Regions from separate parts of the Homo sapiens genome. Here regions 1 and 2 are each linked to region 3. Evidence: read pairs that join two places in POLR2A ChIA-PET (ENCODE). Cell type or tissue: K562. All regions are shown on one strand. Region 1 overlaps TCHP (trichoplein keratin filament binding). Region 2 overlaps CORO1C (coronin 1C). Region 3 has its middle 11 kb from the start of ATP2A2.

Evidence for each region. ChIA-PET counts read pairs that join two places held together with the same protein. Peaks named below come from ENCODE experiments on the same cell type or tissue, not always from the same donor. Only the 100,000 strongest peaks of a DNase experiment are listed, where the experiment ranks them.
Region 1: POLR2A ChIA-PET joins it to region 3 with 5 read pairs; 2 of 35 experiments call an interaction of 5 or more read pairs at or near these places.
Region 2: POLR2A ChIA-PET joins it to region 3 with 6 read pairs; 1 of 35 experiments calls an interaction of 5 or more read pairs at or near these places.

The regions. Positions count from the first base shown.
Region 1 is chr12:109,907,781-109,915,780 of GRCh38, forward strand. TCHP (trichoplein keratin filament binding) reads left to right here. Exons shown (of 13, transcript NM_001143852.2): 7 at 806-918; 8 at 1,091-1,157; 9 at 3,283-3,455; 10 at 5,211-5,292; 11 at 6,662-6,847; 12 at 7,623-7,766. Among named protein-coding and RNA genes, the nearest start is that of TCHP, 12 kb to the left of the region's middle. In K562, a CTCF peak has its summit at 3,316; a DNase peak (open chromatin) is centred at 3,311.
Region 2 is chr12:108,698,405-108,706,404 of GRCh38, forward strand. CORO1C (coronin 1C) reads right to left here. Exons shown (of 11, transcript NM_014325.4): 2 at 2,720-2,919. The coding sequence starts at 2,914. Among named protein-coding and RNA genes, the nearest start is that of CORO1C, 29 kb to the right of the region's middle. RefSeq lists enhancers at 2,649-2,943, 3,115-3,647. In K562, no CTCF peak of the experiment used is centred here; DNase peaks (open chromatin) are centred at 1,827 and 3,517.
Region 3 is chr12:110,266,340-110,274,339 of GRCh38, forward strand. No RefSeq gene overlaps it. Among named protein-coding and RNA genes, the nearest start is that of ATP2A2, 11 kb to the right of the region's middle. RefSeq lists an enhancer at 2,761-3,363. In K562, no CTCF peak of the experiment used is centred here; DNase peaks (open chromatin) are centred at 3,432 and 4,342; H3K4me3 peaks cover 262 bases.

The DNA.
Region 1 (8,000 bases), 360 kb before region 3:
GAAGAGGCCATAGCAGGGCTGAGATTCTGCAAAGGGCGGCAGCAGCCGGGTTCTCCCTCTCACATGCATCCCCATCTGCCTTGTGCTTTCCCATCCTCCTCGTTTGCGTGCCTGAATTCCAGAACATTAACGACATGGAGCCAGTAGCTGTTCTCTTAGAGGTGGTTAGCGGCCTGCTGTTGGAGAACCTTCTTAGAATCTGGATTTTCCAGTGCACTGAGTAGACACAATTTAATCGGGTGGTCTAGCACCCAGCTCTCCGTGGGGAGCAGGTTTCGGGTCTCGAGGCATAACTGAGGGTTTTTGGTCCAGGGGCTGTTTTTGGAGAACATGGCACAGTTTCCTTGAAAGAGATCTTTCTATTTAGAAGAGGGAGGCCCATGCTCCTGTGACCTCACTTCCCCTTGCCCAGGCCGTGATTTAGCAACTACATTCTTAGTGCCTACTGCTTATTCTAGGTGCTGAGCACTGGGTTGGGAACTAGAGATAGAGCCTGACCAAGGCCCACAGTCCTGACCTCCTGGTGGGGGCTGTGTCAGGTGGAGGACAGTTGTTAAGTTACAGTAAGAGTGGACCAGTACAGGATCCTGTGGGAGTTTAGAGTTCAGGGCTCAGAAAGGCCCTTGCAGGAAATGGCTCAGAGGGGATTGGATGAGTAAGTGAGTGGTGGGAGGGGATCGTGACCACCTGCATGGCCAGGCCTCTGTTGGTGTAGTGTCTGCGAAAAATGGAGATGGAGAATGAAGGAAGATCTGATTCCCACGATCTCAGATCTCAGTCGAGCTTACTCTCATCATCACCACAGGCGACCAAACTAAAGAAGGAGCAGGAGAATCTGTTGAAGCAGCGGTGGGAGCTAGAGAGGCTGGAGGAAGAGCGAAAGCAGATGGAAGCCTTCCGGCAGAAGGCAGAGCTGGGGTGTGTGTCAGAAGGGCCCCCCACTCTTCCCAGGCGGGTGGGCCTCTTGCTTTTTCAGACTTGCATTCGTGTTGCTGAAACCATAAAGGAGACAGCCTGGTCAGCAGTTATCTAACTTCTATTTAATTCTTTCTGAGATACTGAAGGCAGCCCACATTTGATTCTCCTTCAGGCGTTTCTTGAGACATCAGTATAACGCTCAACTCAGCAGACGCACACAGCAGATCCAAGAGGAGCTGGTAAGTCTGAAGAGACAGCCTGACATCTTTCTTAGCCTCTTTTGTAAAAAAGGCCTTCCATTGCTTAGTATATGAGTGCATTCTCGTAAGAATGAAGACAGTGAGGGGTTGGGGGAAAGGGGAGATGTTGGTCAAAGGATACATCCCTCGGTTGGGAGATCTGGGAGTAGTGTCCATCATGTTGATCACAGCTGATGATACCATATTGTATTCTTGAAATTTGCTAAGAGAGCCAATCTTAAGTGTTGTCACCATGAAAACCAACTGTGAGGTGATGGATATGTTAATTAGCTTGACCGTAAGGATCCTTTCCCAGTGTCTGTGTGTATACATAGATGGATAGATACAGGTATCAAAACATCAAATTATTTTTCAGTAACTGTGTTACTTAAAAAGCAGCACAACACAAAGTGAGATCACCCCCTTGACCAGCACCTGCAATCTCTGTCTATCCCCAGAGGTGCCTGTTTAGTTCACATCTTTCTAGATGTATTTACATACAGAGAGGTGGAGGTTTTTGTTTTTGTATTTAAATCTAATTGAGGTTGCATTCCTCAGCATCTTCAATTAACACTAAATCTCTTAATTTTTAAAAAGATCGGCCAGGTGCGGTGGCTCCCGCCTATAATCCCAGCACTTTGAGAGGCCAAGGCAGGCGGATCACCTGAGGTCAGGAGTTTGAGGCCAGCCTGAATGACATGGTGAAACCCCATCTCTACTAAAAATACAAAAACTAGCCGGACATGGCCGGGCGTGGCGGCTCACACCTGTAATCCCAGCACTTTGGGAGGCTGAGGCGGGCGGATCACCTGTGGTCAGGAGTTTGAGACCAGCCTGGCCAATGTGGTATAACCCTGTCTCTACTAAAAAATACAAAAATTAGCCGGGTGTGGTGGCAGGCGCCTTAATCCCAGCTACTTGGGAGGCAGAGACAGAAGAATCATTTGAACCTGGTAGGTGGAGGTTGCAATAAGCTGAGATCAAGCCGTTGCACTCAAGCCTGGGGGACAAGAGCGAGACTTCTCTCAAAACAAGAACAACAACAACAAAAACTAGCCAGGCATGGTGGTGCACACCTGTAATCCCAGATACTCGGGGGGCTGAGACAGGAGAATTGCTTGAACCCAGGAGGTGGAGGTTGCAGTGAGCCGAGATTGCACCACTGCACTCAAGCCTGGGCAACAGAGTGAGACTCTGTCTCAAAAAAACAAAAAAAGGTCATTATGCTTAGATTGAACCTGTTCTTTTCAGATAGCTCCTTTGTATTCCTAAGTACTTTGATGAGCTCCCTTGAAGTGAGGGAGACAGACCTAAGCTGCCCTTCCCATCCCTGCCCACTGCGGTCAGGGCAGGACATGGGGCACAGTGGCATGGTTGGTCCTGGTGTGCAGCTGTTTTTTATGGGGTCTTGCTCTGTTGTCCAGGCTGGATTGCAATGGCGCAATCACGGCTCACTGCAGCCTCAACCTGCCAGGCTCAAGCCATCCTCCCACCTCAGCCTCTCGAGTAGCTGGGACCATAGGTGTACATCACAATGCTTTGTAGAGATGGGGTCTTGCTACATTGCCCAGGCTGGTCTTGAACTCCTAGGCCCAAGTGATCCTCCCACCTCAGCCTCCCAAAGTGCTGGGATTGCATGCATTAGCCCCAGTGCCCAGCCTCCTGCATTATTTTAATGCTTCCATTATGTTGATGTACATAGTAGCTAATTCCCCACCAAGGAGCATTTTGGTTGTTTCTGGTTTTTCCCTCTTACCTAAAAGCTGCAACGAGTGTTTTGCACTTTTGTGTCACTGTGGTCTTTGTTCTTATAAGTGGGATTTTTGCCAAGTTGTATTCCAAAAAGTTGTGCAACCAGGTGTATCCGAGGGCATGTGGTGGTGGCTGGGTCTCCCTTTAGCCAGAGAGAAGCTCCTAGGCCTGTGCAGTGTCTGAACCACCCCTCGTGATTATCCCCAGTCTGTTCCAGAAATAATCCAGGATCTTCCCATCTCTGTCTTGAGAACACTGTGTAGAATCACGAATGTCTATGTAGAAAGGAAAGGGAGGGCAGGCCCCTCTGTAGGCTCTCATTGCAGAAGGACTCTGTCCAGCCCAGCCACGTGCCGCCCTCTGCTTCCTCTAGGAGGCAGACAGGCGGATCCTGCAGGCCCTCCTCGAGAAGGAGGACGAGAGCCAGCGCCTCCACCTGGCCAGGCGGGAGCAGGTCATGGCCGATGTGGCCTGGATGAAGCAGGCCATTGAGGAGCAGCTGCAGCTGGAGCGGGCGCGGGAGGCAGAGCTGCAGATGCTGCTGAGGTGAGTGGCAGCTGCTGACTGGGCTGGATGCTCCTGGCCTCAACTCTGATACCTTGAAATGCCCCATGGGTCACCTGTTACTGAAATATCTATTGGCTGGGCGTGGAGGCTCACACCTGTAATCCTAGCACTTTGAGAGGCCGAGGCAGGTGGATCGCTTGAGCCTAGGAATTTGAGATCAGCCTGGGCAACATGGCAAAACTCCAGGCTCTACCAAAAATACACAAATTGGCCAGGCGTGGTTGTTCATACCTGTAGTTCCAACTACTCGGGAGGCTAAGTGGGAGGATCACTTGAGCCCAGGAGGTTGGGGCTCCGATTAGCCATGACTACACCACTGCACTCCAGCCTGGGTGACAGAACGAGACTCTGTCTCAAAAAAAAAAAAAAAAAAAAAAGAAGAAGAAGAGATAGCTGTGTATGTTGTCCATCATTCCTGAGGAGCACATCTTCATAATGGACCTGGCCTCTGGGGGTGTTTCCCTTGTATTATCTGAGGTGGAAATCATTAAGGTTTAGAGTAACGATGTGTTCATCTGAAATCTTAGAGGTTTAGAAGGAAATTATTTTTTTTTTTTTGAGATAGAGTCTTGCTCTGTCACCCAGGCTGGAGTGCAGTGGCATGATCTCGGCTGACTGCAATCTCTGCCTCCTGGGTTCAAGTAATTCTCTGCCTCAGCCTCCCGAGTAGCTGGGATTACAGGCGCCCGCCACCACACCCGGCTACTTTTTGTATTTTTAGTAGAGATGGGGTTTCACCATCTTGGCCAGGCTGGTCTTGAACTCCTGACCTTGTGATCCGCCAGCGTTGGCCTCCCAAAGTGCTGGGATTACAGGCGTGAGCCACTATGCCCAGCCAGAAGGAAGTTATTATAGAGATGTTGAATGCTGCTTACATCTATAAAACTGAGTTTGGGTCCTAAAGACTAAACTAGTAGATTGAAATCATCAAATAATAAGTAGCATACATTGAGCACTTACTGCATGCTGGACACTGTGCCGGGTGCTTTACAGGCCTCATCTTACTGAGTCCTGACATCCAGCCAAGTGGTGGCTTGTGAGACCCGGAGACTTGAAGAGGTCACTCCGTCCAGGGTGAGCTATCAGTGACACAGGCATGCGGTGGCAGGGTTCAGGCACAGGCAGCGCCCTCCTCTCCATGTTCTGATGGTTTCATTCATCTCTGTGTTAAACAGCCACGGTGTAAGTCATCCCAATTCCTTTTTATAAGGAGATGGGGTATTAAAAGGGTAACTTAAAATACTTCCAACAGGGCCAGGCACGGTGGCTCACGCTTGTAATCCCAGCACTTTGGGAGGCCAAAGCAGGTAGATCACTTGAGATCAGGAGTTCAAGACCAGCCTGACCAACATGGTGAAACCCTGTCTCTACTAAAAATACAGTAATTGGCCAGACATGGTGGCACATGCCTGTAATCCCAGCTACTCAGGAGACTGAGGTACTAGAATCGATTGAACCTGGGAGGTGGAGGTTGCAGTGAGCCGAGATCGCACCACTGCACTCTAGCCTGGGCAACAGAGCGAGACCCATCTCAAAAATAAAAAAAATGAAAAACTTCCAACAGTACTTTCCGTGGATGCTGTCCTTAATTGTAATCTTTTCAAAGTGCATGTGGATGTTTATCTGCAGTGTGGTCCTGCAGAAGCCATGTGCCCTGCAGCCCTGTCTGTTCCGTAGCTCGCTTCCTGCCAGGGCGGGGAGGAGCCTGCTGTCATCCCTTTTGTGTTTGCCCAGGGAGGAGGCCAAGGAGATGTGGGAAAAGAGAGAGGCAGAGTGGGCCCGAGAGCGCAGCGCACGGGACAGACTGATGAGCGAGGTAATCCCAGCTGCGGCGATGTGGACCGGCTGTTGGGTCTTGGGCAGGTGTCTGGAAGTCCATGGTCAGTCACCCTGCCAGATGCTCTGGGAACAGAGTCTTCTCTGGTCATTTTAAGTGGGCTTTAAAAATCATTGAAAAAGTAATATGAGCTTAGTAGAAAAGAATTCAGAAGTACAGGAAGTAGAAATGGAAAAAAGTCCCCCAGAGCCCATCCTGTATGCAGCCGTAGCTGCTGCTTCTGTCTGCTCTTCTGTTTCTATGCCTGACATTTTTTCTACATGTATTTCTTACTGTCTTGTGCTATTTGGCTTCAAGCGTTGTGACATGCTGTTACATCTTTATAAACGGCATGTCAGGGGCTGTATCACGGACTGTCCTCTGTCACCCGCTGCCTTTCCATTCCCTCTTATGGGTGTGCTGTGTTGTTCTAATTGGAAGCCATTCTGAGAAACGCTGCAGAGAGCCTCTTGGTGCCTGAGGCTCTTCCCACACGTTTCCCCCCTCGGGGTAGATGACAGCCGTGACCTGGAGGACATAACTGCTTTCCTGGTCAGTGTGTACACTGTGCGTGGAAGATATACCCCAACCGCAGAGAAATCTGGGAGGAGAAGAGAGAGTGTTACCCATGGGCTGAAAGCTGTTGTAAAGTGGTTTCAAATGAGAAACTCTACGTTGTGTCTGGTAGTATGCTGTATTTTGGAATCCACAGGAAATTGGGTCGTGATTGGTGATGTTTTGCTCTTGTAAATACCAAGAATTCTCCAGTGCCTTTTGATTTTCCTCATTTAAATTTCCCTCCTGATGGCGGCCACTTTCTGTTCCCCCCAGCCCTGCAGCCTAACTGTTGAGAGTGTCAGGTGGTTTTCTGCTCCTGACTGTGGCCTGGGCTGGAGTTCAGATGTCACACGGCTCTGGGGCCAGGTCTCAAACACAGCAGGTTCAAAAGGTTAGAGGACCACCCCAGCTCCACCTCTGGTCATCTGTGTGGCTTGTGGCTCTCTTGTTTTTGGAACCCGCTGATAGGAAGGAGACTCACCTTGTTGCTCCAAGGTTTCTCTGGCCCCGGGGAGACAGCTCCATCCCCATCTCCTTTGATTTCTTTGGCACTCAGCTGTCTCTCCATAGTACACAGTCTGGATACATTTTGTGTGTCTTGGGTTGCGAGGGAAACATTTCTTGTATACTGGCAAGCGTGGCCGACATCGTGAGAGCAAATCCTGTCATCTGGCTCTGCCTCTGCGTACCTGGGCCTGAGGCCCAAGGATGAGGCTGGGCCTTGCTGTGGCTGCAGCCTGTCCAAGGCTTGTAGAACCAGGATCTGTTAGGGTCAACCTCAAAGCTGCCCTTTTCTTTCTGCTGAGGTTAGGTTCTGACAGGGAGACAACAGCAAATACAAGAGAAGATTGAGCAGAACCGACGGGCACAAGAGGAATCCCTGAAACACAGGGAGCAACTTATTCGAAATCTTGAGGAGGTGAGAGAGTTGGCTCGTCGCGAGAAAGAGGAGAGTGAAAAGCTGAAATCGGCCAGGAAGCAGGAGCTGGAAGCCCAGGTAGGGCTGAGCCCAAGGGCGGGAGGCACCGGGCCTGCCAGGTTCTCTGCATCATCATGGGACAGGGTTCAGAGCCGCTGGACTGCCTGGCAGGGCTTGCGCACGTTTGAGAGCACGGTGCTCCCGTTTCCATCCCAGCTGCAGTCCTCATCCTCTTGACTGTGGCTTCTTTCCCTCCACATCCTCCATGTCGTGTGGGTGAGGCCGGTACTGCTGTCTGTTCTCTTTACTCTGTCTGCTTCTGCAAGCAGTTGGCTTACCGGGGGCCATAGATCTCTCTTCATTTCAGTCCCTGATACATAAGACAGAACAGTCCTCCAAACACCTGGCCACAGGCCGAGCTTTTCACGAGGTACACGCCACGCATATGTATAGCCTCTCCAGCTTTCCATGAGGTACACGCCACGCATACAGCCTCTCCAGCTTTCTACGAGGTACATGCCATGCATACAGCCTCTCCAGCTTTCTACCAGGTACACACAATGCATACAGCCTCTCCAGCTTTCCACGAGGTACACGCCACGCATACAGCCTCTCCAGCTTTCCACGAGGTAAGCGCCACGCATACAGCCTCTCCAGCTTTCTATGAGGTACACACCATGCATACAGCCTTTCAAGTCCCGCATGCTCCCTTCCGTTCCTTGGCACGTGCATTGCTGTTGCTCAGCTGGATTCTCCAGTCTGGGTAGGGCCGCAGGCTTACCTTCCTCATCAGAGGCAGGGCTCTGCCCTGTGGGCCTTGTCTTGGGGTGGTGACTTTGCTCTTGGCACTCAGGTTGCAGAGCGCCGGCTGCAGGCATGGGAAGCAGACCAGCAGGAGGAGGAGGAAGAGGAGGAGGCCCGGCGGGTCGAGCAGCTCTCAGATGCCCTGCTGCAGCAGGAGGCGGAGACTATGGCTGAGCAGGGCTACCGGCCTAAGGTAGGAAGTCTGCCAGGATATAGGCCAACACCGGCAAGACAGACTCTGCCCGGCCCCTGCTCCCCTGGGCCTGCTCATCGCCCCGCGCCGGGGTCTGCTCTCCGGCCGTCCGGGTTATTCCTTGTTTCTCTTCTCTTGTATTTCTCTCTTCCCTGACCAGCAGGGAGCCCTGACACAGGGGCTGTTCCAGTCCTTGGTTGGGCCTCAAACCTTGAAGTGATTTTGCTCTGGCCT
Region 2 (8,000 bases), 1.6 Mb before region 3:
AAATAACTTTTTTTTCTTTTTGAGACGGAGTCTCACTCTGTCGTCCAGGCTGGAGTGCAGTGGCACGATCTCAGCTCACTGCAACTCCGCCTCCCGGGTTCAAGTGATTCTCCTGCCTCAGCCTCCTGAGTAGCTGGGACTACAGGTGTGCACCACCATGCCCGGCTAATTTTTGTATTTTTAGTAGAGACGAGGTTTCACCACGTTGTCCAGGCTGGTCTCGAACTCCTGACCTCAGGTGATCCGCCCGCCTCAGCCTCCCAAAGTGCTGGGATTACAGGCATGGGCCACTGTGCCCGGCCAGAAAATAACTTTTATACACAGCTGCTTATGTTACAGAGAGAGAAACAGAGGAGCGGAAGGATAAAGAGACACATCCACGTCCCACTACAAGTCAGTGACTGAGCCAGGACTGAACTCCACAGCTCATCAATTCCCAGATTTGTGATCTTCCCTCTATGCCACATTGACGCTAAGAGCTAAATACACACACTTTAATACACAAAAATCTCACATAGTACTCATGAACCTATCGACTATAGAAACCCAAGTATTGATCTTATTTCCAATGGCTGTCACAGGGCTTAGCTTATACCAATGTCACCTCCTCTAAAACAAACTCATATTTAAGGAGCAAAGCTAGACAGACAGTATTATAGCCTGGGAAAGACCCTCGATGCTCCTCTAAAAAGCAACACCTCATCTAAACATGACAATTTGTAAAGCAACTTATTCTATCCTAGTTCCCATAATGCTGGTTAAAGAATGAAATACAAGGACACATTCATTAAGTGTAGGTCACTGAATGCAAGGAAAAACCAAATCATAAGATCAGTTAGCTGGGGCACTGCACACAGGTCTCCCTCAAATGGGATAAGTGAAACTCAGTTTCTCATGGTCTGTAAAAGCAAAGATGAACTCACAGAACCTTTGTGGATGTGAAAGTTGAAAGGAAATGTCTGAATTCAGAGGAAGATTAGCCATTCATTATGTCTATTTTGTGCTTCTTAATTGGCTTGTTCCATTTCTTTGAAGGAAAAAAAAAGTCTTACATTTATCCCTCAGTCTATAAAAGGGGAAATAAAAACTCGTAACTCCAAAACAAATCATGGTGCTCCAGTGTCTGACCTTAGCTAACAAGCTATGGCTGTCTTCTCAGTTGGCTGCCATAAAGCCTACCAGTAAAATGTCAAGTTTCCAAATGCCCCTTGCTCTTGGTGAAGGAATAAGCTAAAACAATGTGGAGACCAAATGCAACTGGCCTTGAGTTCAAATCCCCACTCCAAAACCAGATGAAGAACACTTATAACAGTGTAGTGTACTTATCTGCCACTGAACGACAATTTTTTGAACAGAAATAAAAGTATCTAAATAAAAAATAAATTTTCAACTTAATGAAAAGATTCATCTTCGCCAATAAGAAGGTACATTTGAAAACACGTATCAAATTTGTTCCCCAAAGGCACCCATCTCCCTTCTTCGGTTAGGAGATGGTTCTACTGTGTTATCTATCTGGCCACTGAAGTAAAAATCAGATGTTATAATAAAACAAGTTAGTCACCAGCATCTCTGAAACAAAAGTCCAAGAGAATTGGACATTTTCCCAATGAGAGTTTTCCCAAGGAAAAAACATCAACATACAATGGGAAACAACCCTCTGACAGAAATTCACTTTATTGTAACCACTCTCAGAATCACATGATCCATTGTGATGAGATGTACCCTGAATATAAGGGGCTCAGAAACAGCGGGGATCCACTTCCCCCGCTGTTTTCAGCAGAGTGGAAACAGCTGTCATACGACCCAACATCTGCATCCTCACCAGCACCCAGCCCTTATCACTGGAGCTCAGGACTCACCAAACTCATTTTCCTCCTAAAAGCTAACTAGAAAACAACTGTTTCTAGGCCCTCTTCACAGCTTTTTTTTCTTCATTATTTGCAGTTCTGGGATTTGCTGATAAAGTAACTATAGATTTTGATCTGCAGTATTCATGATTGGTCAGCAAATGCACAAAATTCCTATCTAATCTCCCACCTTGGAGCAGGCTTTCTGGGAGGATAAAGGAAGGAGGAGGGCTTGGAACCCTACTGAAGTTGAAGAAAACATAGAACCATTCTCAGTAAAGATCTTTTATTTCTACCACTTGTTAACACTGTTTAAATCCTACGCTGAAACTTACTATTGTCCAGAATTGAAATCTATATTGAGGACATTTTCTTGAGTTCTTGTTCCATTTCCAACTCAAAAAAAAAAAGGAAATTAAGAAAAGAAAAAGGGCTCATCCTTATGACTTCACAAAAAAAGAGAATATTATCTTACAAATTTCTGCCCATTTGAAAATGTAACTGTTTTTAAAACTTTACTTTGGAGTAAAAGCCAGTTTTTAAAACTGCACTCTAAAAGAAAAATTTTTGTGAAAAGCAGATGATTAAGAATGAAATCTTAAAATTCCTATGCCTGCCCATGCTCACAACATCGTTATAATAATTTTTTCATCCATAGAGGGCATCCCCAGAACAGAGGTCACTATTCTATTTAATGATTCTCTGTTAGAGAAAAACTGATGTGGTTAGTAAGGCGTGTGGAACTTAACTTCAATTACATCAGAGTCTAATGGTTTCACAAATACAATTCTTAGTGAACTGTCAATCTATTAAGGAAAAAGTATGGAGACTATCAGAGGGTGTCTACCAGAATGGAAGATCAAATTACCTACCTTGTGCAGAGGGAGGACAAGGAACGCTCCTCCCCCACTTGCCTCTATGATTATGGCAACAAATCTGGGATTGACAGCACAAAAGGAACTATCCCAGGTCACACGAGAAACCCGGATGTCATCATAGCACTGGTCATTTTTCACCGCTTGCCCAAATACATGCCGAAACTTGCTCTGTCGTACCACTCGCCTCATCGTGTCTGCAAAGGAAGAGTGAGAATTATGTTAGAATTATGCACCAAACTGAAAGCTTTACTTTTACAAATGAAATGCTCCAAGTAGGAAAAACAGAATGGTATGGCATTTTGTCTGCTCTCCTAAAAAGTAGCCAAATTGCAATCCAAATTTCTTTTAGCAGCACATACCCGGAGACAACTGCAAAATGCGTCAGGGAAAGAATTACAAAGAAATGAAAAATTCCTAATTCAAGATCCAGAAACAGCTCATCAGTTTTAATTTCAATGGAAAGATTAAGGGAAAGAATTAAAGAAAATTAGCCTTTCAGGGTTGGGTGGGAGCTGACAGATAATGTACTTCAACCCTTCCCCTTTTACAGATAAGAAAACTCCAAAGTGAAATTCTCTGGTAGAGGTGAGGCTGAAGAAAGCCGAAAAACAAGTTACGATTTTGTGGCTTTGTCCTCAGCCTGCCAAGGTAATTTTTCAGATTGTAAACATTTTCCCTAGACATCAACACTCTGCTGTCTGAGAATTGTGTCTATTCCCCAGAGTGTTTCAACAAGAATAGCTATGGGAGGAATTCAAAAGACACAGCCATCACCCTTGACTTCAAAAGCCTTCTAATCTCCTTCTAACACAGACGTAATAATCAGAGCAACTCACTACCAAACCGCCTAGTGCTAAGTGGTACACAGTGAGAAACAGGAAAAGTCAGCCTAAAGCAGCCTAACGGGTAAGAGCCAGGTCTGGGAAAAGCAGAGCAAAAGTATTTAAATGGAAAGCAATGTGATCAAAGTGATGTTTAGGATGACAGTAAATGTGGCAGGAGCACACTGGACAGCTTACACAGGAACAAGCTCAAAGCCAGGTACTGGGCTAGGAAGCTATTTGACAGTAAACCAGACTTGAGGAAGGCCTGGAGTGATACAGCAGTAACAGTTGGGACCTAGGAAAGGAAAAATGCAGGGGCTATTGTCGGGGGGAAACAAAACCAGGCTGGGTTTTCACTGAGCTGATCATCCACCACAGCCACTTCCCTAGTAAACCAGGGACTCTGAAGGGGAGGGGAGGTGACACAGAGCTAGGTTCCTAGGCTGTCTTATGTGTCATTTCAGACTCCAAATTCGACTAAATCATCTGATAGACACTGAAAGCTTTGTGCTTTCAGATCACCAGGCCCTCCCTGATTAAGATTTCCTAGACTGCACCCAATGTAATTTTCCTATGTGCTACTGCAGGACATTCTGTTCATGTTGGTTAGATAGAAGGAGCCTGGATAAAAATCTAAGTGGAAATGGAACATGGTTCAACATCGACAACTCAGCTGAAAATCAGATCCTCATATACAGAGGAGAGCTAACACCTGTCCACTCATGCCAGACGAGACACATGGTGGGCTGTTGCTAATTCCTTTCCTCTAATTCCCTTCCTCATGGCCCTGAGCCCACTGCTAAATGCAGAGAGACGAATTTATTTTTGCCAGAGTCTCTTACCCTTCCAACGCATGTGTGAAAGTGGCCTCTCTCCAATGCTGGGGGCATGTAGCCGGGCTGAAGTAAGAGACCCTTGGCAGGCAATTGAGCATCCACGTTCCTTAGCCCAGCTGTTATTGCCAGACTTTCCCAGCTGACTACCAGGGCCATACATTTTGAGTCTTTGGTAGAGGAGATGGCAAATGATTCGTGGCCAGGGTCCTTCATTTTGGAATCAATATGAATACTTCTCAAGCGTGAGTTAGATAAGACAGCTTCCATGAGGTGGTGAAAAGCAAAAGGAAAGCACATCTATACAAAAGCCAACGTACAGCCAGCTGGTCTTGGGCTCCACTTCCCCACACAACCATCTGCAACCATCTGTACAAGTTATAGAAGCTGCAATCCCTACCAGCATCTTCAAGCAAGTGTTTCAAAAGTAAGCTAATGTAGAAGAAAAAAGGATTGCACCATGTCAGAGTTAACATCCTTCATAAATAAAACGTTCTTACAAATTCATACAATTAAAACCCAACAGAAAATTAGACAAAGGATATGAAGAATTTACAAAAGAAACACAAACAGCACTTATCTCCACTCCTTCCTAAAATCCTAATAAAATGAAAGCAAAAAATAAAAGCAGGTAAAAACATGAAAGGACAAGAGGACTGGAAAAGAGGCTACAAGAGAGCAAATGTGACAATAAACTTTCGAAGATGGAAAGCTGTCATGCACGTGTAACTGACTGAAGTGTGAGTGTCCTCTACTCAGCTGAGTCTCAGGAGGAGCGCACAAAAAGGACATCAAGGCCCACTGTGAATCCCCAGAACACTCCAAGGAGAAACTGTGTGTCTCCAAAGACAGGGATGTGGGAGAGGGACTACAGAGAAAATGACTGAAAGCCTGAATTAGGAGCAGCTGGACACCCAGATCCCAGGGCTGCACAACCAGGGTACTGGCCTGCCCTCTCCCCAGCAGAAGCCAGGAGAGGCCTGACTATGGGCCTGGATGACACCCAGCACAGGTGTGAACAGATGCCTCACTGACAGCCTGGTTCTATACAGTGGGGCCTCCAGCCCCTTGTTCCTCCTGGCTCCCAAGATACCACCTGCCTTACCCCACAAGAGATCAGACATCACTGCCCTCAGTGAGGTCCACCATTCAATGTGCCCCTCCACTCACACAGGCATAAGGTCAGCTTTTAGAACCTCACTTTTAAATGTGAATGGATATTTGAGGAAGGCCTCTCACTTGAAAAAGAGAGACGATTTTTCCTCTTCACTCAAATAGGCCAGATACCATCTAACCTCATAAAAATAGGAAGATTAATATAAATATGTAAAATGCTTTGTCTTCATTGAAAGATACTATACAAATCTTCTGGCTGACATACATACTAAACTACCTTAAAAAGTGATTTCCACCAGGCGCAGTGGCTCACACCTGTAATCCCAGCACTTTGGGAAGCTGAGACGGATCACGAGGTCAGGCGATCAAGATCATCCTGGCCAACATGGTGAAACCCCATCTCTACTAAAAATACAAAAATTAGCCGGGTGTGGCGGCAGGCATCTGTAATCCCAGCTACTCGGGAGGCTGAGGGAAGAGAATTGCTTGAACCTGGTAGGCGGAGGCTTCAGTGAGCCAAGATCGCACCACTGCACTCCAGCCTGGGCGACATAGCAAGATTCCATCTCAAAAAAAAAAAAAAGTTATTTCCATATTATGCATACTTATTTTCATCCTAAATACATGTGGATAGAATGATATAGAAGTTCTTTTGCTACAATCACAGAGTAGAATGTTAGCTACAGGGCAGAGACAGTAAGAAAAGCCAGTGCTTCCGCAGTGCTGTGCTGAGTCAGGCATCTCTAAGCGGAGCTTGAAGGGCAGTGTGAGCCCATTCACTTCCAAGGTCAAATCTGATCTGGGCTCACCTGTGTACATGTGGCATAGCCGCTTTTCTTGCACAGAATGTCTCAGGCCCTCCAGGCACACAATAGAGTATAGCAATTAAGAGAGCAAACTCCAGAGTCAGACAGCCTCGTAAGTGAGAAGCACAGCTGTACTATTTACTTCCTGGCCGTGGTACAGTACAGCAAGTCACTAAGTCTCCATTAAGTGTAAAATTCTCTATCCAAAAATGGGTACAATGCATATAAAGTTGAAGTGATCATTAAATGATCAATTGGTGATGGGATGGTGGCAGGAGATTCTTATGCTATAATAGTACCTTGTATGGTTAAATACACAAAATTAATCACTCAATAAATACTAGCTACTATTGTCATCCTAGTAACTGACATAAGATAATTTGGATTCAAATCTGAGCTCTGCAACATATTAGCAAATTACTTAACCTCTCTGAGCCTCAGTTTCCCATTCACAAAATGAAGGGAATGATACCTGTAATAAGAATGTAGGCCGGGCATGGTGGCTCACGCCTGTAATCCCCACACTTTGGGAGGCCGAGGAAGGCAGATCACTTGAAGTCAGGAGTTCGAGACCAGCTTAGGCAACATGGTGAAACCCAGTCTCTACTAAAAATACAAAACTTAGCCAGGAGTCCCAGCTACTAGGGAGGCTGAGGCATAAGAATTGCTTGAACCTGGGAGGCAGAGGTCGCAGTGAGCCGAGATCACGCCACTGCACTCCAGCCTAGGTGACAGAGCAAGACCCTGTCTCAAAAAAAAAAAAAAAAAAAAAAAGAATGTAAACCAACCACAGACAAGAAAGCCCAGACCCAGATGACTTCACTGCTAAAGTCTATCAAACATTTAAAAAATACCAAGTACTCACAAAATTTTCCAAAGATAGAGAAGAAGGGAACACTTTCAAACTAATTGTATGAGGCCAGTATTATCCTGATACCAAAACCAAACAAAGACATCTCAAGAAAATTACAGACCAATATCTCTTATGAATACAGATGCAAAAAATCCTCAACAATACCAGCAAACGAAATCAAGCAACACAGAAAAAGAATTAGAATTATACACCACAATCAAGTGGGATTTATCCTAGGAATGCGAGGTTGGGTCAACATCTGAAAATCAATTAACGTAACACATTATATCAATAGAAGAAAAAAAAATCACACAATTATCTCAGACACAGAAAAAGCATTTGAGGCTGGGCATGGTGGCTCATGCCTGTAATCCCAACACTTTGGGAGGCTGAGGCAGGGGGATCACTTGAGGTCAGGAGTTCAAGACCAGCTTGCACAACATGGTGAAACCCCATCTCTACTAAAAATACAGAAGTTAGCCAGGCATGGTGGTGGGCACCTGTAATCCCAGCTACTCGGGAGGCAGAGGCAGGAGAATTGCTTGAACCCGGGAGATAGCAGTTGCAGTAAGCCGAGACAGTGCCACTGCACTCCAGTCTGGGCAACAGAGTGAGACTCTGAATCAAAAAAAAACAAAAAAAACAAAAAAAAAGCATTTGACAAAATTAAATACTCTTTCATGATAAAACACTCAAGAAACTAGGAATAGAAGGGAATTTCCTCAACCTGATAATGGGCATCCATGAAAATACCACAGCTAACTCAATATTCAATGGCGAAAGATGCCTTCTCCCTGAGATCAAGAATAAGATGAGCTTGTCCACCCTTGCCACTTCTATTCA
Region 3 (8,000 bases):
TTTGAAGCCTCTATACCTTCAATAATGTCTCTGTATCTTCCATAACGTTAATGGATATGTTTGTTGTTACAAGATTAAATCAAATGGTTTACGTTTTAGGAGGGCTGGGCCTTAAGATCAGCCTAAGATGAAGGTGCCTGCAATGTCTCTCTACTAGTGCTGCCAGCCACGTGCAAGGCACATCACATGCACAGTCTCTCATGTAACTCACACGAAAACTACATGAGGTAGATTCAATTATCCACTCTTTATAATTGAGGAAATAGGGACACAGATTAAGTAGCTTGCCTAAGAGCATACAGTATTACCTGGTGCCTGCAATTCTCTGAATTTGTCTCTCCACGTTTTCCAAAAGGTGATGTTTTGAAGACTGTGATAATATTGAATCATGTGACTGGAAAAACAGGGCAAATCACAAGTTAAAACACACCCCCTGTCTAACATGTGCAAAGCCCTCTCTGAGGAGTCTCATTAGCCTGGAGCCTGGTTCTAATGCACTAAGCCCTTTACCTTCCCTCCCCACTGGACCCCCTTTTTAATTGACATTTAATTGCCTGTGGTCAGATCTCCTCCAATCCCTGTGCCTCTGGGCCCCTGATCTTAGGGGACTTGGGGAGCTAGACCTATATTTTCTTGGATTTCCACTGACTTCCCATTAAATTATTATCCCTGGGTACAGTGGACTCCGTGTGCATGTGTTGCTTTATTTCGCCTTTAAAGCATACAGCTTTAATTGGGCAATCACAATGCCTTTCTCCCATTATCGTCAGCAGGGAAGTAAGTAATCAAGCTCCCCATCTTAAAACTTCGGTAAAATGAGGTCAGCAAGATGTGTGGTATTGACATGGCACCCAGCAAAGGAAAATGACTCTTGGTGGCTCACATTGTTGTGGGGCTTGTTTGCGTTGCTGTGCAGTTGTAATGGAAAATGAATAAAAATAAAAATCCCGGGGCCCTTTTTGGCCAGCACTTGGGAAGTTAATCCCACTGTCCTGGCAGAATTCCAGCTCAGGTCACTGCATTCAGCTGGCGGAAGCCTCCTTGTGCAGCTTTCAGTGGAAGGGGAACTCTGCTTTACCACTTTTCTCAGCAACATGTGCTGCAAATTAAGCAGCTGTCCCTTCCCCACCCTGGACAGGGCTGCATTTCGTGACTCAGAATGATCCTCTCTCCCCTTGCCACAGCGGGGAGTAGGGACAGATCTGGGATCAGGAAATTAAACTGGTCCAAGAACCAGTTGAGGAGATATTTGCTATAATAAAAATCTTTGTGGGTCTCTGAGTGCTTCTGCGCAGTCAGAGAATCACAGATTCCTAGCATTAAAAGGTTTTCCAGGAGTCGTCTAGTTTCTTTCTAAAACCCCATGCATACATTCCCTCCATTTGTTTTATAACATTTTATTATGCAAATTTAAAGTGTTTCTATACCTGAAGTACTTAGAAGTTTTCTCTCCCCTCCTCACCTATCTACTTTTTTTTTTTTTTGAAATGGAGTCTTGCTCTGTCACCCAGGCTGGAGTGTAGTGCCGTGATCTCGGCTCACTGCAACCTCCACCTCCCGGGTTCAAATGATTCTCCTGCCTCAGCCTCCCAAGTAGCTGGGATTATGGGCATGTGCCACCAAGCCCCGCTAATTTTTGTATTTTTAGTAGAGACAGGGTTTCGCCATGTTGGCCAGGCTGGTCTCAAACTCCTGACCTCAAGTGATCCACCCACTTTGACCTCCACACCTATATAGTTTTGTTGCTTCTTTTCATTGTTTTACAGACTTTTAAAAAAATGTTTAACACTCTTTCCAATATGAAATGTATTGCATTTCTTTTCTTTTCTTTTTTGAGACAGAGTTTCACTCTTGCTGCCCAAGCAGTGGTGCGATCTCAGCTCACTGCAACCTCTGCCTCCCGGGTTCAAGCGATTCTCCTGCCTCTACAGGCACCTGCCACCATGCCTGCCTGGCTAGTTTTTTGTATTTTTAGTAGAGACGGGGCTTCACTATGTTGGCCAGGCTGGTCTCAAATTCCTGACCTCAGGTGATCCACCCACCTCAGCCTCCCAAAGTTCTGGGATTACAGGCATGAGCCACAGCGCCCAGCCGGATTGCATTTCATGGTGTTAGAAATAGATCCAAGCTAATTCTTCTCCCTACAAATAATCTTCTATTCCCAAAGATGTTTATTGAATAGTGATTTCTAATTTGTGTGACTTAACCTCTCTGAGAATCAACTTTCAGTACCTGGAAAAATAGGAATGATAATGATACGTACCAGACAGGCTTGTCCTAAGGATGCACTAAGACAACATGTGAAAAGGTCCCAGCACATTGCATGCATGGCAAATGCATGTCTATTAAATGGTGTCTTCCTTTTTGTCCCTTCCTTCTTTTGATTTATTTATTTATTTATTTTTATTTTTTGAGACCGAGTCTCGTTGTGTCACCCAGGTTGGAGTGCAGTGGAGCAATCTCAGCTTATTGCCACCTCCACCTCCCGGGCTCAAGCAATTCTCCTGCCTCAGCCCCCCAAGAAACTGGGACTACAGGTGAGCGCCACCACACCCAGCTAATTTTTGTATTTTTAGTAGAGAGAGGGTTTCACCATGTTGGCCACTCTCATCTCAAAGTCCTGATCTCAAGTGATCCGCCCACCTCAGCCTCCCAAAGTGCTGGGATTACAGGTGTGAGCCACCACACCCGGCCTCCTTCCTTCCTTTTTTTTTTTTTTGAGGCAGAGTCTCTGTCACCCAGCCTGGAGTGCAGTGGCATGATCTCTGCTCACTGCAACCTCCGCCTCCCGAGTTTAAGGGATTCTCCTGCCTCAGCCTCCCAAGTAGCTGGGATTACAGGCGCATGCCACCATGCCCAGTTAATTTTTGTATTTTCAGTAGACATGGATTTCACCATGTTGACCAGGCTGGTCTCAAACTGCACTTTACCTCAGGTGATCCGCCCGCCTCAGTCTCCCAAAGTGCTGGGATTACAGGTATAATCCACCGCACCCTGCCTCCTTCCTTCCTTTTTATCTGCACCAGCCTATTTTTTTTCTAGAACCCTTTTATGTACCAATGAAATCAAGCCTTGCTGGAATGGTCGGTTGTCTACCCCTAGTTTTATACTGGGAGGCTACTAAGAAGAACGGTTGGGGGAGGACAGGAAGGTGAAGGCGCTTTCTGGAAAAGACCCATCCTAATGATACATGTGCTATGACTGCAGCCCCCTCTCTCCCCTCAGGTCAGAGAATCCTCTTAGAGGCTGTTCTGTGGTCTCAGAATGCTCCCTGCCCCCAAGTTGCCATGTCAGATGTTTGAGGGAAATCTGATTTCTGAGGACAGAGCTCTAGGTGTGGGTTGTTTTATTTTGGGGATGGGGTGGGGGTAGGAGTTGGCCATGGGTTTGCTGCATTCCAGGAAGAGGGAGGACTGCTCTCCTCCGATGAGTCATGGAAGAGAAACGTCTAATGTTTGCAAACGTCTCCAGCCAAGCCTCTGCTTTCTTAGACTCCTCCCATCCCCCATCCATGCAGATTGGACCCCCGTGAGAAGATTTAAATGTTAAGGTTGAAGGCCAAAGAGGCCATGGCTCTACTGGTTGAGATGGGAAGCAGCTAACAGAACGGGAACGATTGTCCAGTACCTCTAGACTCCAGCTTGCAAGACACGGGACAGGACCTTATAATAGGTGTATCTGTCTCCCAAATCAGGACATACTCTGGGTGGTGCAGGAGGATCAGGTGAAAGAACTGGATTTTCACAGGGGCCCTGCCATCTGCAGAGGGCCTCCAATCAACACGGCATCTGCAGAGGGCTGGGAGATCAGAGAAGCCACAGTTGGAGAAGAAGCAGAGGCGATTGCAGAAAAGGCCAGGGCATAGGGAGTCAGGGGAGGTCTTGCAAATGACAGAAGCTGTGATCTGTTTCTTTCAGGGGAAGATGAAGGATAAGCGGGCTTGAGAGGGATGGAGCTAGTGGGGGTGTGCTGGGAGCCCACGGCTGCCTCAGCCTCAGCCTTAGCCAGACTGCTGGAGCCAGATGGGGTTCATGATGCATCTTCCCAGATGGAACGGATCAGGCATGTCAGACAAGCTTCTCTTAGGATACATGGTGTCCTCCTCCCTCCCCCTATTTGAAATCAGGAGAGAATCACAAGGTAACTTGGGAGGGCTGCCAACCTCCTGGGATCTTTTGTGAACTATCAGGTAACTACAGCAGGATCACAATGGGAGACCTAAACATGCCTCCACCAACACCCCCCCCCCTTTTTTTTTCTATTGTGGGACATCAAGGGAGCAAGCTGGTCAGCTTGGGAACAAAGATCCTATTCTAGGAATTTGTCCACAGCAACCCTATCTGCTGTGTGCACTGTCCTTGGATTTCTGCCAGACTGAAACCCAACCTGCTTGGGGCTGCTACCACTACTGTGAGAGCAACACCCTGGCACCCGGCAGGGAAGGGAGAATCAGAGAACTCATCCTATAAAATTAAAATTGCATTTAATCACTCTTCTTTCTTCTACCAGGCTCAGGAGGCCAGGCCATCTCTGCATTTTAAGTATTTCACCATTTAAAGTCTAAGCACCTTGGGGGGTGAGGAAGGAGGGCAATGGAGGAGAACTTTTGAAATCTTTCCACAAAAATCAAAGAACAAACCAACTAGAGGGAAAAATAGCTGCTATATTTAAACTACATTATCCCATCAGGGAGCTATGGTTTTGAGAACCATTCCACAGTACTTTGTTTGGCACTGCTATATGGGTTTCTTTTCTTTCTTTTTTTTAAGATGGCAAGATTTTTTTTTTTCTTCAGAGCAGTAATTGCAAAGGAAGCAAAGGTCTTCACTAATTAATTTGGTAGATATTCACTGAGCATCTGCTATGTGCCTGGCACTACACTGGTCGCTGGGGGCACAAAATAGATAAGGAAGGACTCAAGGTCCTCATTGCAAATAATTATCATGCATTTATTCAAGAAGTTTTGATTGCATGCCTTCTAAGTGCATATGATTCTATTACAGGAAAGGGTCCCAATCCAGACCCCAAAAGAGTAATAGAATTCAGGTCGAGTCCACAGAGTAAAGTGAAAGCAACTTTATTAGGAAAGTAAAGGAATAAAAGAATGGCTGCTCCATAGACAGAGCAGCCCTGAGGGCTGCTGATTGCCCATTTTTATGGTTATTTCTTGATGATATGCTAAACAAGGGGTGGATTATTCATGCCTCTCCTTTTTAGACCATATGGGGTAACTTCCTGACGTCATGGCATTTGTAAACTGTCGTGGCGCTGGTGGGAGTATAGCAGCGAGGACGACCAGAGGTCACTCTCATCGCCATCCTAGATTTGGTGGGTTTTGGCCACTTCTTTACTGCAACCTGTTTTATCAGCAAGGTCTTTATGACCTGTAGCTTGTGCCAATCTCCTATCTCATCCTGTGACCTAGAATGTCTTAGCCATCTGGGAATGCAGCCCAGTAGGTCTCAGCCTCATTTTACCCAGCTCCTATTCAAGATGGAGTTGCTCTGGTTCACATGCCTCTGACAATTTCCATTCTCCTGGAGTTTATAGTCTGGTGGAAGAGGACAGACAATAAACAAGTGACTTAGGGTGATTAAGTGCCATGAAGGAAGGAGTATTACTCATATGTGCATTTGCCCATTTGCTATTCCTTCTGCCCAAGATGCTGCTCTTCTTGGCTCTAAATTTTCAAAGGACTCTGTATTATTCCTGGCCCTCCTTCTGTCACTCTCAAATGCGAGTCCATGACCCAGTCAAGTGGAGATGTCAGATCAGCAGCTGAGTATATGCATCTGGACATACAAATGTGTAGTCAACAATATGTAGGTGGGCCGGCACGGTGGCTCACGCTTGTAATCACAGCACTTTGGGAGGCCGAGGCAGGTGGATCATTTGAGGTCATGCGTTCAAGACCAGCCTGGCCAACACAGTGAAATCCCGTCTCTACCAAAAAATACAAAATTTAGTCAGGCGTGGTGGAGCATGCCTGTAATCCCAGCTACTTGTGAGGCTGAGGCAGGAGAATAGCTTGAACACAGGAGGTGAGGTTGCAGTGAGCCGAGATCGCGCCACTGCACTCCAGCCTGGGTGACAGAGTGAGACCCTGTCTCAAACAAAAAAACAAACAAACAAACCCATTATGTAGGTGGAGTTTAAAGCAGTGGGACTAAGGAAAGATTACAGATAGGAAGACTGCCGGGTCCTAAGCCCTGGGACACTCCAGGTTTAAAGTTAAGTAGAAGAGTCTGGACACAGTGGCTCACATCTATAATCCCAGCACTTTGGGAGGCCGAGGTGGGAAGATCGCTTAAGCCCAGGAGGAGTTCAAGACCAGTCTGGGCAACATGGCAAGACCCCCCATCTCTACAAAAAATAAAACAATTTAGCAGGGTATGGTGGCACATGCCTGTAGTCCCAGCTACTCGGGAGGCTGAGGTGGGAGGATCGCTTGATCCTGAGAGGTTGAGATTGCAGTGAGCCATGATGGTGCCACTGTACTCTAGGGCAAAAGAGCGAGACCCCGTCTCAAAAAGAAAAAGAATAAAGTTAAGTAGAAGAGGGGGAGGCACAGAAAAGGAGGTTGAAAACGACCAACCAGAGAAGGGGAAGGAAAACCCAGGTTACTATACTCGAGTGATATAAAGTGCTGTTTGAGGCCAGGCACAGGTGGCTCAGACCTGTAATCCCAGCACTTTGGGAGGCTGAGGTGGGCGAATCACTTGAGGTCAGAAGTTCAAGACCAGCCTGGCCAACATGGTGAAACCCCGTCTCTACTAAAAATACAAAAACTAGCCAGGCATGTTAGTGCACACCTGTAATCCCAGCTACTCAGGAGGCTGAGGCGGGAGAATCACTTGAACTTGGGAGGTGGAGGTTGCAGTGAGCCGAGATCGTGCCACTACACTCCAGCCTGGGTGACAGAGTGAGACCTTGTCTAAAACAAACAAAGTGCAATTTGAGACTTCTGGGGCGCTGATGATGGAAGTGTTGGAGAAGGCTGCTATCATGCAAGACTTCCAAGATGAGATGGAATTTGAGCCTTCATCTTGAAGGGTGATAGAGGTTCACCAGGCAGATCCAAGCAGAAGGAACAGCCTGAGGAGAGGTCCCAAGGAAGGGATAATGAGTCATTGTGTCAGGAGCTTGGAATTGGAGGAGACGTCTTGGTGGATGTGTAGCAGACGACACTGCAAACTACAGTGGAAGAATGTAGGGCATCTCCAAACAGGGTTTTCAGTATTGTGTGCTAGTTGCATCTTTTTTTTTTTTTTTTTGAGGCAGTGTCTCGCTCTGTCACCCAGGCTGGAGTGCAGTGGTGTAATCTCGGCTCACTGCAACCTCTGCCTCCCGGGTTCAAGCAATTCTCCTCACTCAGCCATCCGAGCAGCTGTGATTATAGGCGCACGCCACCACGCTCAACTAATTTTTGTATTTTTAGTAGAGATGGGGTTTTGCTATGTTGACCAAGCTGGTTTTCAACTCCTGGCCTCAAATGATCTGCCCACCTCAGCCTCCCAAAGTGCTGGGATTATAGGAGTGAGCCACCACACCCAGCCCTGTGGTAGTTACCTCTGCTTCCTCCAGACCAGTGAGATCTTTGACTTTCCTCAGTGAAGTGAACATTTGTTGTTTGGCAGATCTAACATTTGCAGCTCTTCTGATAACAGCAGCAGGATTTTCCTTTGAGGCTTTGTTTTCCAGCATGTGTGTCCTGAACTAGCAGCATCAACATCACCGGGGAACTCAGAAATGCAAATTCTTGGGTCCACCCCAGACCTACTGAATTGAGCATTCTGGAGGTAGGCCCCAGCAAAAGGTGTTTTCAGAAGCCCTCCAGGTGATGCTGAGGCATGCGTGTGAAAACCACCACTGTAGGGAACTACTTCTTTCCCTCTCAGTTCGTGCAGTTCAGATGGCACTGACCATAGTCTTTGCTTCCAGGGGTGTGCACAAATCCCAGAGAAAATCTTAGGCCTTTCTCTCCAGCTTAGTGCTCCAAA